Linked DNA regions of Mus musculus: all the other regions are linked to region 1. A link is a contact called in ENCODE Hi-C or POLR2A ChIA-PET data. All regions are on one chromosome and are shown on one strand. Each heading gives the region's core, a stretch centred on a gene start or an enhancer-like site at or near the end of the contact. The rest is flanking DNA. Distances are from core to core; before and after follow the strand shown.

Region 1 (3,954 bases), core at 1,014-3,513:
GACTGAGAGACAGGCTAGGGCGTCCCATCCCTGGAGCTGGAAGAAGAAGGGGCTCACCCGTTCTTCTTAGGCAGATAGGCTTCCATGTCGAAGAAGAGGCCTTGGCGCTCTTTCATCTGGTTTTCCAGCTCCTGTGCAGCCTCCATGGACTCGGATGGGAGAGAGGGTCTGCATCTGGGAGTATGGCAGGAGTCAGGCAGGGCAGGTGGGAGAGCCCCAGTCCTGCAGGAACCCCTGTGAGAACCCTTTGGGACAGAGAAAAGGAACAAAACCCAGGGAGGAAGGATAGAAGAGCCATGCCAAGGGAAGCCCAGCGGAAATGCCCCTCCCCACGTCAACCACCCACCCCCAGCAAGCCGTCACCCCCCTCACTTTTTCAGCACCAAGGCCAGCTCCTGGAGCCGCTTCTTCTGCCGTGTGATGGAGTTTGTACAGTTGGCCTGGAGTTTGGTCAGCTCCTCTAGCTTGAGGCGATACAGGCGATGTGTTTCCTAGCATGAGGAGAAGGCGGTGGCTTCACTGGGGAGCTGCCCCGGCAGGGAACTGGCTCTCTCAGAGGTCGAACTTTCTGTGCTTGCCCAGGGACCTCCCAGAGACTGCTCCACTCCTGAAGCAAGCCAGGAGCTAGGCTTCTTCCTGTAATCTCAGACCCTCCGTGGTACATGTCCTCAACAACAGGTCAGTTGTCCCCAGCTCGGGTGGGCGTCTGAATTCTAAGTGGACTCTAGCCCAGTGGTTCTCGACCTTCCTAACACTGCAACCCTTTAATACAGTCCTCATGCTGTGCTGACCCACCCAACCACAAAATTGTTTTCATTGCTATTTCCTATCTGTAATTCTGCTATTTAGGTGATCCCTGTGAAAAGGTAATCCAATCTCCCTGAAGGGGTGGTGACCCACAGGCTGAGAACTGCTGCTCTCAAAGGGGCTGCCTAAACTCACCCCTTCCTTTCTCAGATCCTCCTACCTACCCAGCCTGAAAGAATGGAAATCAGGGATAGCCATGCTGCCTTCTACCCTGGCATTCCTGACGTTTCATCTCAGGTTAAAGGTCGTCAGGCTTCCCGCCCTAAGGCCAGTCCCTCCCATCCACTCCCCTCCTGCAAGCACCTTTGGTCCAAAGCTTCCCCAAGTACTTTGCCCTGGTGGGTGAGCCTTGCAAGTTGCAGCCTAAACGAAGGGCAAGGGGCAGTGTGGGGAAATCAAGGCAGGGGCTGAGGTCATCGTGGTGATGGCAAAACTGGGAGACATGGAGCTGTGTAGGTCTCTAGGGAGAGTTCTAGTGCCAGCGTTCTGGGGAAACCTGGACACATGAGGCTAGGCAACAGTCCAATAGAGGCAAAGGTCTAACCTAGTCTCCTATTGGCCAGGCTCCACTATTTAGGTCTGTTTCTCATGCCAAAATAAGCTGCCGCATCCTCCTCAAACTCTAGCATGTGCCACCTCTGCCCAGTGACAGCCTTCCAGGAAGCATTGGTTTCCTTCTCTCTGGTATGGAGACAGAGTGGCCACAAACAACACCATCCTGGGATGGGAGGTTTTCCAGTGGTCGCTCTACCAATCCAGGAGGTCCTGGTACAGTCTGCCCCGCCCACCTCTCCCTACAAGAAAGAGCCACATGTACTGGGCCTCTTCTTGTCCCTAGGTGGGCGCTGTCCCTCCGTCTCAGATGGCTGAGATTTCCCCAACCAGGCCCGAATTTTACCTAAACTTGCTTCCCTGCGGCGTTCAGCAGAGTTAGCCAAGGGCGGGGAAGGCGTTGTCCGGCTGCAAGTTTGCAGGGTAATTGACCCAAAAGGCTGGGCCCCGTTGGGTTCTGCCTCGGGTGACTGCTCTTTAGGAAGGGGACTGGGTCCCAGATCGGGTAGCAGTGCAGGGGGAGGGGCAACAGAAGAGTCCTGATCAGTTTTCAAGGCCTTTGCACAAAGTCGAGATATCCCGGCACAGAGGGATCCCGCCCAGGCACGCCGGGGACGCGCGGGCAATCCGGGCTCCCATCAGACATTTAAGAAGAAAAGTAGGGGAGAGTCTCGACCCCTGACCCCTCCGAGCTGCCTTATGTGTGACCTAGTACTGCCTGACCCTTGTCCCCGAGACAGAGACGTGGCTCGGGGCTTGGATGGCCGCAGGGACGCTCACCTGGATACCTTGGAAGTCCTGCTGCAGATCCTCCCAGTTGCGCAGGCAGTCGCCCAGCGGGTCCGGGGGCGGGGACTGCATGTCTTTGTCCACGCCACTGGCCGCGGAGAGCCGCGAGTGGGGAGGACGGAGCTGCAACCCCGGCCGGCCGGAGAAGCCTCCGCCACCGCCCCCGTCCGCTTCCGGGCTCGCGCCGCCGTGACTGCCAACGGGAAAAGGCCCGGCGTAATCTGCGCGTGAGCCCCGCCCCTAGGAGCAGCCAATCAGAGCCAGGGACGAGAGCTGGGCGGGGACATGGGCCCGCAGGGCGTCTCCTCGAATTGAGACCAGAGCTGGGCGGCCAGCATTTTTACCCGAGAAGTCTGCTTCCTCGGACCACTCACAAACCAAGGAGACACGTGCTTCTAACACTTTGAAATTTTTAGATAGTGTCTCACTATGTAGCTCAGCCTGGTCTGGAACCAAGAAATACCCCTGCCTCTGACTCGCCGCGTGCAGAGATTAGAAGCGTGAGCCACCTCATACTCTTCATACACTTTTGTCCTTGAGAAGCTGCGCCTCTCTAGGGACAGCCTTCGTCTCTCAGCTTTTACAGATACTCCTTTCCTGGCCCTGAGTCCTCCAAGCTCTCCTCCGTCCTTAACTTTTAGGCTGCCTCTCCTAAACTTCCTACCGTGTCACTTCCGAAGCCTTACCAGTGCGGTTCAAGTTACAGACTCGGTACAGAACTTGCCCAGCATGCTGGAAGCTCAGAGGGCAATTCACCCAAGCACCACACAAAACATCAGATGCAGTGCGGGGCAGTAGTTAAAGGCAGCGCACGCCTTTAATCCCAGTACTTGGAAGGCATAGGCAGGTGGATCTCTGAGTTCGAGGCCAGCCTGGTCTACAGAGTGAGTTCCAGGACAGCCAAGGCTACACATAGAAACCCTGGCGGGGGGATGGGGGTGGGGTGGGGGGTGGGCCGGGGGGGATCAGATGCAGAGGCGCATGCCAGTGATGCAAACATTTGGAAGGTGCAGACGGAAGAATCAGAAGTTCCTGGTCACCCTCGCCAAGGACACGCACTCACTCTACCTACCACCCACATCACACCCTACATTCTTCATCAGTCCCCTTGTAAGCGCCTCCACCCGGACTTGTTCTGAGTCTGAGGAAGAGCTTTTGGGACTTGTGGCCCATGAGGGGGCGCAGCAGGTAAGAGTGCCTGTGGCCAAGTCTGGTGACTTCAGTTTGATCCCAGGACCCACGTTGTGAAAATAGAGAATCGGTTTCAGCAACGTGTTCTCTGACGTCCACACAGGTACCATGGCACGCCTAGACATCTAGAATAAAGCTGGAGAGAAGCTCGGCTTACGAGCACTGGCTGCTCTTACAGAGGACCTGGCTTCAATGCCTAGGTCTACATAGTAGTTCACAACCATCTGTCACTCCAGTCCCTGGCGATCCAATACCCATCTCTGGCCTTCACTGGTACCAGGCCCACATATGTGGTGCATAGACATATATGCAGGCAAAAAAAGAAGTGCATGCAAGCAAGGCACAGTGCATAATTTTAAATATGGTGTAACAAAAACATGGAAGATTTTGTGGAATTTGGGGGGTTTGGGGATGTGGCTTAGTTGGCGAATGCCTACTTGCAGGAAGGCTTGGGTTTGCTTCCTAGTACCACAAGCTTGGTGTGGTTGTACAGGCCTGTATTCCTAGCAATTGGAAGAAAGAGACAGGAGATTCAGAAGTTCAAGGTCATCCTCAGCTACAAGACTCTGTCTCAAGAGAAAAGGAAAAGAAAAGAAAAACTAAACCTGGGAGTGT
Region 2 (3,954 bases), core at 502-3,001, 42 kb before region 1:
TCCTCCTACTCCTTCTTTTTTAAAATTTACTTATTCTTGTGAGGGTAGGGTGCATGTTGGAGGTCAGGATAACTTGCCAGAGCCAGCACATGGTCCCAGGGATGGAACTCATGTTGTCAGAGTTGGCAGCAAGCACCTTTTAGCTAATAAGCCATCTTGCTGGCTTCTGATGGGCAAACTTGTAAATGGTTTAGTAATTGTAGATCATTTTATAGACATCACAAGAAAGTCTTCTATCCTGTGGTTGGAGATGGCCCACTTTTTACTGATGTGTTCAAGTTGTAGACTTAAAACACAGTAGGGCTCTAGATGCCGGTACTCAGTGATGGACATGACCTTGGCTGATGCTTACAGAGATAAGGGTCTCCAGTAACCCAAGCTAGCCTTGAGCTCTCCACTGATCTTTCTGCTTCTACCCTGGCAGAGCTGAAATGACAGGCGTGCACACCCCACCCCCACCCCTGTGCATCCCCAGCCATGGCAGCTTTAATGCTTAGCTATGCTCTGATGTTAACCTGAAATGCAGACAGACACTGGGGTGAGGTGGGCCTCAGAACAGTACAGTCAGAGCCCTCAGTGCAGTGACAGTCTTTGGCCTGACGCCTTGATAAAAAATTCTGGACTCTGGTTTTGGTAAGTCTCACAAATTCTGACTTGTAGAAGAGATGGCTAGAAGCCGTTTTGGGGTAGAAGAGAGGCTCCCGAGTCCCTGTTTCTCTCCTAGTCACAGGAGAAGTGCAGCTGTTGTTGATGACATAGTCTGAAGGATTGTCAGCCCTGGAACCCCTAGCACCATCATGAGCCAGCCAGCCAGTCACCTTGTCTTCCGCAGCCAATGACAGCTAGGATGGCAGCAGAAGTATCAGAGTCCCACAGGGTCCTTGTGTCTCACCCTGGAAGTTGCTGGCTAGGGGACCATGGGTAATTTGCTTGGCAAAGTGTTGGTCTGCAAAATGAAAGATAATATTTCTCTAAGCAGGGTTGTCATACAAGAGAAAGGACTTGTATTGTGTACTTAGTATGGCAGTTGATGCACAGTAGGTATACATGGACCTTGGTGTAGTGAGCTGGCAGTGACACAGTGCGTCTTTGCTCTAGGTGGATCTTTCTTCTGCAGTTCTGACTGCTGTTTGTCTGCTTATTTGCAGTACTAGGGTTTGAACCTAGGGACTCATGCATGCCAGGCAAGCACTATACCTTCGAGCCACTTCTCCAGCTCCTCACTGGGTGACTCCAGGCAAGTGCTCCACCACTGAGTTCACTCTCAGCTTCTTGCTTTTCTGTTTTGAAACTGGGTGTTAGTGGTCCAGGCGAAACTTGAACTGCGTAAAGCAAGCTGGTCTTGAACTCTCAGCCATCCTCCTGCCTCTGCCTCCCAAGTGCTGAGATTTGAGGTGTGTTTATCACCATACTTGCCCCTTAATTCTGCATTTGTATGTGTTTGTGTGTGAGTGTGCATGCTCAAGTGTGCATGTGTGTTTGTATATGTGTGTACGTGAATGTTTGTGCACAGGTATTGTGTGTGTTTGTGAGTGAGCACGTGTGAATGAATATGTATGTGCACATGTACAGGTCAGAGGAAGCCTTAGTAACTGTCCCTCAGGAGCTGTCTGTCTTCTGTCTCGTGTAGTATTTGCTTGCATATTTGTCTGTATATCACTGTGTGCAGTGCCTGTTGGATCAGAGCCCTGGACCTGGAGATCTAGGAATGGAACCTGGGTCATCTTCAAGGGCAGCAGGTTCTCTTAGCCACCTCGCCATATCTCTGGCTTTCCATGTTGCTTTTTTTGGCACATGGTCTCTCATTGACCTGGCACTTAGACTGGCTGACCAATGAGCTCTAGGCATCCTCCAGCCTTCTTCAAGTGAGCTGACAACCTCTTTTGGCCTTGAACATCCGAACTCACACGCACGTAAGCACATACACATATACACTATTGAACACGAAATACATATTTTTAGGAATAACTACTTTAAAGTGGGATGCACAGGCTGAACCCTCGTGACGTGGGTCCTGGGGATGGGACGCAGGTCTCCAGGCTTTCAGTGCAAGCAGTCTGCTGACCGAGTCATTTCCTCAGCCCTGACTCTTTAATCTTAGTCAGTCTTACCCTTACAGCAATTGCGAAATATCACAGCGTTTCTTTCTATTCTCACCGAGCTTTCCCGATGCTCACGTCTTACATAACCACACCAAAATGATCAAGAGCCGGAAGTAGCATTGGTACAGAGTGATTCATTAAGTCAGACACACTGGCAGACTTCCTTTGTGAGGGGCCAGATAGTACATTCTTGAAGCTTGTGAGCTGTAAGATCTGACAGCTGAGCAACTGCTGTTTTATTTAGCAAAAAGGCAGCCATAGGTGGTGTGTGAGTGAGTGGGCACGGCCGTGCTCGCGAGAGAAGTCTTTGAGAAAGTAGGCTTTGAATGCAGGCCAGGCCTTGCTGATGCAGGAAGGTGCCTTGGTGGAACGGCGCCCCCTTCCGCTCTAGACTGCAGCTGTGATGGTTGATCTTAACTGTCAAACCAGAATGCCTGGGGGTTGGGCTGTGGATGTGACTGCGGGGCTTATCATGATTATGTCATCAATGTGGGAAGATCCATCTTGACTGTGGGTGAGCCTGGCCCATCATGAACTGTATAAAATGGAGAAAGCGGGTTGGAAAGATGGTTCGGAGGTTAAGGGTGTTTACTGCTCTTACAGAGGACCTGGGTTCAGTTTCTAGCACCCAGATCATGCAGCTCACAGCAGCCTGTGACTTGAGCTCCAAGTGACCTCATAGCCTCTCCTGGTCTCGAACATCCAAACTCATGTGCACAATAATCACACACATATACACATAACTCAAAATAAAATAAATATGTGTTTTTAACTGCGACTTTAAGATGGAGCAAGTGAGCTGAACACTAGCCCGTATTCAGTGTGATTCTGATTATTGTGACCAGCTGCTTCTCGGTGTAGACCAGGCTGGCCTTTAACCCATGCCGGCTCCTCCTGCCTCAACCTCCCGAGTACGTGGATTACAGGCCTGAGTCACCACACTGAGCTATTTACTGGGGTTTCCATCTTGCCTTCGTACCTGCCATCCTACCACTTGGTCACCTGCCATCTTGTATTCCTTTGGTCAAGAAATCTGGCATGACATCTGGGGCTTATTTTAGACTCACCCAGTCAGGAGCTGGGCCTTGGTATCTGGCCTGTGTTTTGGGGGGCAGGGAGTGCCCCCCAAGAAAGGCAGACGTCCACTCTGGCTTGGTTTGTTCTTCTGGGACACAGGTGTCCTGGCCTCTTTGGACTGTTCTCTGTGGTCCACAGCTAAAGTGTGCCCTCCCAGCTCCAGGCCTCTCTGCGCAGTCGCAGTGTGCCTTGACAATGACGAGCTGCTGGGAAGCAACTGCTTTCTCAAAGCTAATTTGATAGTAAGTCAGAAGCCTTAAAGATAATCCCTTTGGTGGCTGGAGGGCTGGCTCAGTGGTTAGGAGCACTGACTGCTCTTCCACACTTCCTGAGTTCAATTCCCAGCAACCACATGGTGGCTCACAACCGTCCGATGCCCTCTTCTGGTGTGTCTGAAGGGTGTATTCACATAAAACAACAACAAAAAAACCCTCACTTCCTTTGATTCAGAGTGTTGGTCTGAGTGTCGTATGCTTATATACATACATGTGCGTTTGTATGTATTTGTGTGTCTCACTGTGTTTCTGTGTATGTGTGCACAACGTGTACAAAAATGTGTCTGTATATGTATATTTGTATGTGTGTCTGGGTGGTACTGTTTGTGGGGTATTAGCATTTGTCTGAGTATGTGTGTATGGGTATGTGTCTTTGTGTTAATGTATGTATTTGTGTGTGTATGTATGCCTGCACATGTATGTGTGCCTCTGTGTGTGTATGTATGTATATGCATATCAGTGTCTCTCTATGTGTGAGTCTGACTGCATGTGTCTCTATG
Region 3 (3,954 bases), core at 793-3,292, 34 kb after region 1:
ATAGCATACATAAAATGTGGTGCATCCTTTAATCCCAGCACTTGGGAGATAGAGGCAGGGGGATCTCTGAGTTCATCAGTCCAATCTACAGAGTTCCAGGAGAGCCAGGGCTACACAGAGAAACCTCGTCTCAGAAAACCAAAATTAATTAATTAATGATTAATAAATACATACTCCCTGACCCCTAGATGACGTCAGAAAGTTAAACAATTACCAGAGCATATTCTTCAGAGATAAGATCAAGGGCAGTGCTTATCCATATATCCCCACCCCAATAGAAAGCATCTCCTGGAACACAAGGCTACGTCTTCCTGTCTCCTCCTTTCCCTTGCCTCTCCATACTTGGCACTATTGAAGAATCAGCAGCATGGGCCCTGGAGATTGCACTCAGGCTTGGCAGCCCGCTTCTCTGCCCACTGAACCATTACCAGCTCAGACAAGAGGCACTTCCCTCCTCCAGGGCTCCCACTAAGACCCACCCAGTCTTCTGGCAGGTCTGTTTAAGTGGCTCATCCTCTGGAAGGTTCTTTTAACATGACCTCCGTTCCAAGCCCATTTCCCCAGGTTCGCATATCACTTCTCCAAATGTTGCTCAGATGCCCACTAGATTCTGCTCCCCAAAGGCCAGGCAAGAACCGGGGGAGGCATATCCGATTCCAGACGGGGCTGGTAGTACACTTTATCCATCCAGCAAAGAGGTAGAGGCCAGGGAAGAGAGTCGGCCAGCCATCGCCAGCTCTCGTGTGTGGCTATGCTCTTTGGTTCTCGTTTGTTACCACCAGCAGCCTTGCTTTCTCTGTCACTGTCCCCAACCAGACTGAGTCACTGAACTTGCTACCATCCTGCTTCAGCCTCCAGGTCCCTGGGAATACAGGCCTGCTCAAGGACAGCTAGGACACTGAACTTATACTTTATTGCTGGAGAACTTCACATTCATGCCAAGTGTTTTTGAACAAATCCAACCAGTTCCCTCCCTTCCAGTTCCTTCTCTAACCCCCTCCCCAACTTTTTGTTTGCATGGTTGTTATTTTGTTTTTTGGTTTTTTTTTTAACAGAGTTTCATGTTGGCCTCAAACTCACATCAATCCTTCTGCTGCAGCCTCCGGAATATTTTTTATGTGTGTAGCATGCGTTCGAATGTATGTAGGTGCATATATGTGCACGTCTGTATGTGTATGGGTCCTTACTTTTACATTTTTATCATTTTAAATGTTTATTTCTGTGTCTCCGTGGGTACCTGCACACGAATGCCTGCGGCAATGGCTATGCCTGAAGCTAGAGTTTCAGGGGGTTGTGGGCCACCTGCTAGCGTCTCAGGATCGAAGCTCTGCAAGAGCAGCAAGTGCTCTTAACCAGAGTCATCCCTCCAGCTCTGATCCTGAACTTTAGAATAGTTATTATTTTTTTAATCGTGTGTTGTGCGGATTTTAGTAAGAAAGGAAGGAAAAGAAGGGGGGAGCAGGAAAAGCAAGAAGAAGAGTTGCAGAACCGTGCTCCCTGCACTGCTGGAGAGTTTGAGGGGTAGAGACAAGCCCAAAGCCTGAGGCACGGTCACCAAACGTTTCTTCCTCCGTCCCAGACCTAGGATCGCGGTCCTGCACATCGCCTGGTGCCATGACAACGCGAGTACTCGCTCCTCCGAGCGGGTTGTGTGAGAAGCCTGGAACCTCAACAAGGCTCTGTGTAACTTGTCGGAAGGGCGGCTCTGGAGGAAACAGGTGGGGAGATGCTGCCCACCCCGCCCCGGGACGCCCCGGGACCCCAGCCGGCCTCTTCCAGGGGGCAGGAAAGTTGGGCCTGGCTGAGGTCAGGAGCTCCGGGGCCGCCTGACCTGCTGCGCGACTTCTGTCAGGCTCCCCGGCAGGACGTCCGACCGGAGCCCCACCTGGGATAACGGGTACTTCTAACCTAGAGCCTGTCCTCCGGGCGAGCGCTCCAAGAGTCCTTCTAGTACCGGGTTGCTAGGGGCGGTCCCAAGATTCCGCCTAATCCTGGTGACCGTCTGTCCTAGCGCTAGGTCCCGGAAGTGGGCAAAGCTAACGGTGGGGAGGGGCGGGGCAAGGGGCGGGGTAGGAGGCGGGGGAAGGAACGGCCTGATAAAGTGAAGCCGGGCCTCTCTCGCGAGATCTCGGAAGTGGCCGGAGCCCAGAGATGACTTCTTTGGAGCCGGAGAGAATCGTGACGTCAGGCCTCGCTCGCCGGGTCTAGGGCGTGCTAGACAAGGAACCACACGGCCGAGCCTGTCTCGCGAGATTTGGCTCAAGCTTCTTGCGCTTCTCTCGCGAGATCAGGTGGCTCTGGACCGGGCGGCCACTGCGCAGAGTGGAGGTCGTTGGAGTCACTCGTCTTCTTGTAGCTCCTGCCAGTAGCTCCGTGTCCCGCCCGCCCTAGCCATGCTGTCCGCTCTCGCCCGTCCTGCCGGCGCCGCTCTCCGCCGCAGCTTCAGCACTTCGGCCCAGGTACAAGGGGCTGCCTGCCTAGGAAGGAACTCCGGGGGCGGCACACGCGTCCCCGGAGCTCGGCGTTTCTTAACCATCCAAGGCTCACTCTGGACGTCTGGGCCGCCCGGCTCACATCCCGACCAACATGGAAGGGGGACAGAGTCAGTCCAGGTTTCCTCCATAGTCTGCGCTCCACGTAGGTGCAGAAGCCGAGGCTCGCGGTCCGGATGCGAGTTGCATTATATGCAACTTTGCATTGCTTCGACTTAACTGATTTTCTCCTTGAAGCCTCCATGGATGTGAGGCACCAGGAGAGAAATAACGCGGACGTTAACTTCGTAGTGCCGGGGGCTCCGAGGGTGGAGAACGGATCAGGGTCACAGTAGTTTGGGAGATTCGATTGAAATTAGCACAGTCAGTGGCCTTCCCGCCCAGGGATTGCTTGCTTTATGTCCGTTTATGTGGACCAGGCTGGCCTCGAACTCACGGAGTCCAGTCTCTGCCTCAGTACCGGCATTAAAGATGTGCATCAAGCATCGTTTTTCAGAGTGTGTGTGGTGTCATGTGCACATGATTGTACAGAGGCCAGAGAAGGACATCGGTGTCTTGGCCATCACACACTAGACCAGCGAGCGGTTCTCAACCTTGGGATCGAATGACCCTTTCACAGGGGTCCCGTAGCAAATGTTTACATTACGACTCATAACCGTAACAGAATTTCAGTTACGAAGTAGCAATTTTATTTTTAAAAGTAATTTTATGGTTGAAGGGTTCACCTCAACATGAGGAACTGTATTAAAGGGTTGCAGCATTAGGAAGCTTAAGAACCCCTGTTGTAGACTTTATTTATTTATTTATTTATTTATTTATGAGAGTGAGAAGGCCTTTGATGAACCTGCCAGGCAGGGGAACCGGGCTTTGAACTCAGGTCCTTATGCACTTACCCACTGAACCATCTCCTCCACTGGATCTCTTTTGAATTATTCTTGGAGGATCATCCTTGCTTTGGGTAGACTTGGCCTAGGACAGTTACAGCTAAGCTATTTATAGTCAATCTTCTCCTGGGCCAGGGCCTCTTTAACTAGTGCATGTCGGAATCAGTAAAGGAGACCCAGGATCGTGTCAAGAGGGCAGGGTCAGTATTTTTTACAAATCTCTAGCAAAATTGATACAACCAAGGCTTGAGAAACAATTACCATGCTCCGGAGGAGAACTGATCATTCCAGGGAAGTCTACATTTCTTACCATCTAGGTCAGGTCTTCCTGTTTCCCATTCAGTCCATTCATTGAAAAATAAAGATGCAAGGGGCTGGAGAGGTGCTCACAGTTAAAAGTGCTTGCTGATTTTGCAGAGACTAGAGTTTGGTTCCCAGGACCCAAGGCAGGTGACTCCAACCACCAGAGGGTCTGAAGCCTTCTTCTGCCCTCCGTGGGTACCTGCACATAAACACACACACCAAAAAATAATCCAGCTAACATATTACACCCTGGGTGTGGTGATGCATGCTTGTAA

What was found. Hi-C counts contacts between places; a loop is a spot of excess contacts on that map. ChIA-PET counts read pairs that join two places held with the same protein, here RNA polymerase II (POLR2A).
Region 2: POLR2A ChIA-PET joins it to region 1 with 10 read pairs in Patski. The contact joins the enhancer-like site here to the promoter of Tmem120a in region 1. A Hi-C loop is called at or near these places in 1 of 37 maps with a recorded cell type or tissue (adrenal gland). POLR2A ChIA-PET finds 5 or more read pairs at or near these places in 2 of 5 experiments (Patski and embryonic stem cell).
Region 3: a loop to region 1 is called in a map of heart, with 6 times the contacts of the local background. The contact joins the promoter of Styxl1 here to the promoter of Tmem120a in region 1. A Hi-C loop is called at or near these places in 2 of 37 maps with a recorded cell type or tissue (both heart). POLR2A ChIA-PET finds 5 or more read pairs at or near these places in 4 of 5 experiments (Patski and embryonic stem cell).

The regions. Positions count from the first base shown.
Region 1 is chr5:135,741,909-135,745,862 of GRCm38, forward strand. Tmem120a (transmembrane protein 120A) reads right to left here and starts at 2,264. Exons shown (of 12, transcript NM_172541.2): 1 at 2,140-2,264; 2 at 373-491; 3 at 58-174. The coding sequence starts at 2,220.
Region 2 is chr5:135,700,625-135,704,578 of GRCm38, forward strand. The region is part of intron 1 of Por (P450 (cytochrome) oxidoreductase); the gene reads left to right. Among named protein-coding and RNA genes, the nearest start is that of Por, 13 kb to the left of the region's middle. Within about 2 kb of position 1,752, at least 1 of the 3 ENCODE cell types and tissues checked has a DNase peak (open chromatin) inside an H3K27ac peak, as active enhancers do.
Region 3 is chr5:135,776,343-135,780,296 of GRCm38, forward strand. Styxl1 (serine/threonine/tyrosine interacting-like 1) reads right to left here and starts at 2,043. Exons shown (of 9, transcript NM_029659.4): 1 at 1,909-2,043. It overlaps Mdh2 (malate dehydrogenase 2, NAD (mitochondrial)), which reads left to right and starts at 2,307. Exons shown (of 9, transcript NM_008617.2): 1 at 2,307-2,459. The coding sequence starts at 2,394. It overlaps Gm30205 (a long non-coding RNA gene), which reads left to right. Exons shown (of 5, transcript XR_003955810.1): 5 at 1,580-1,642.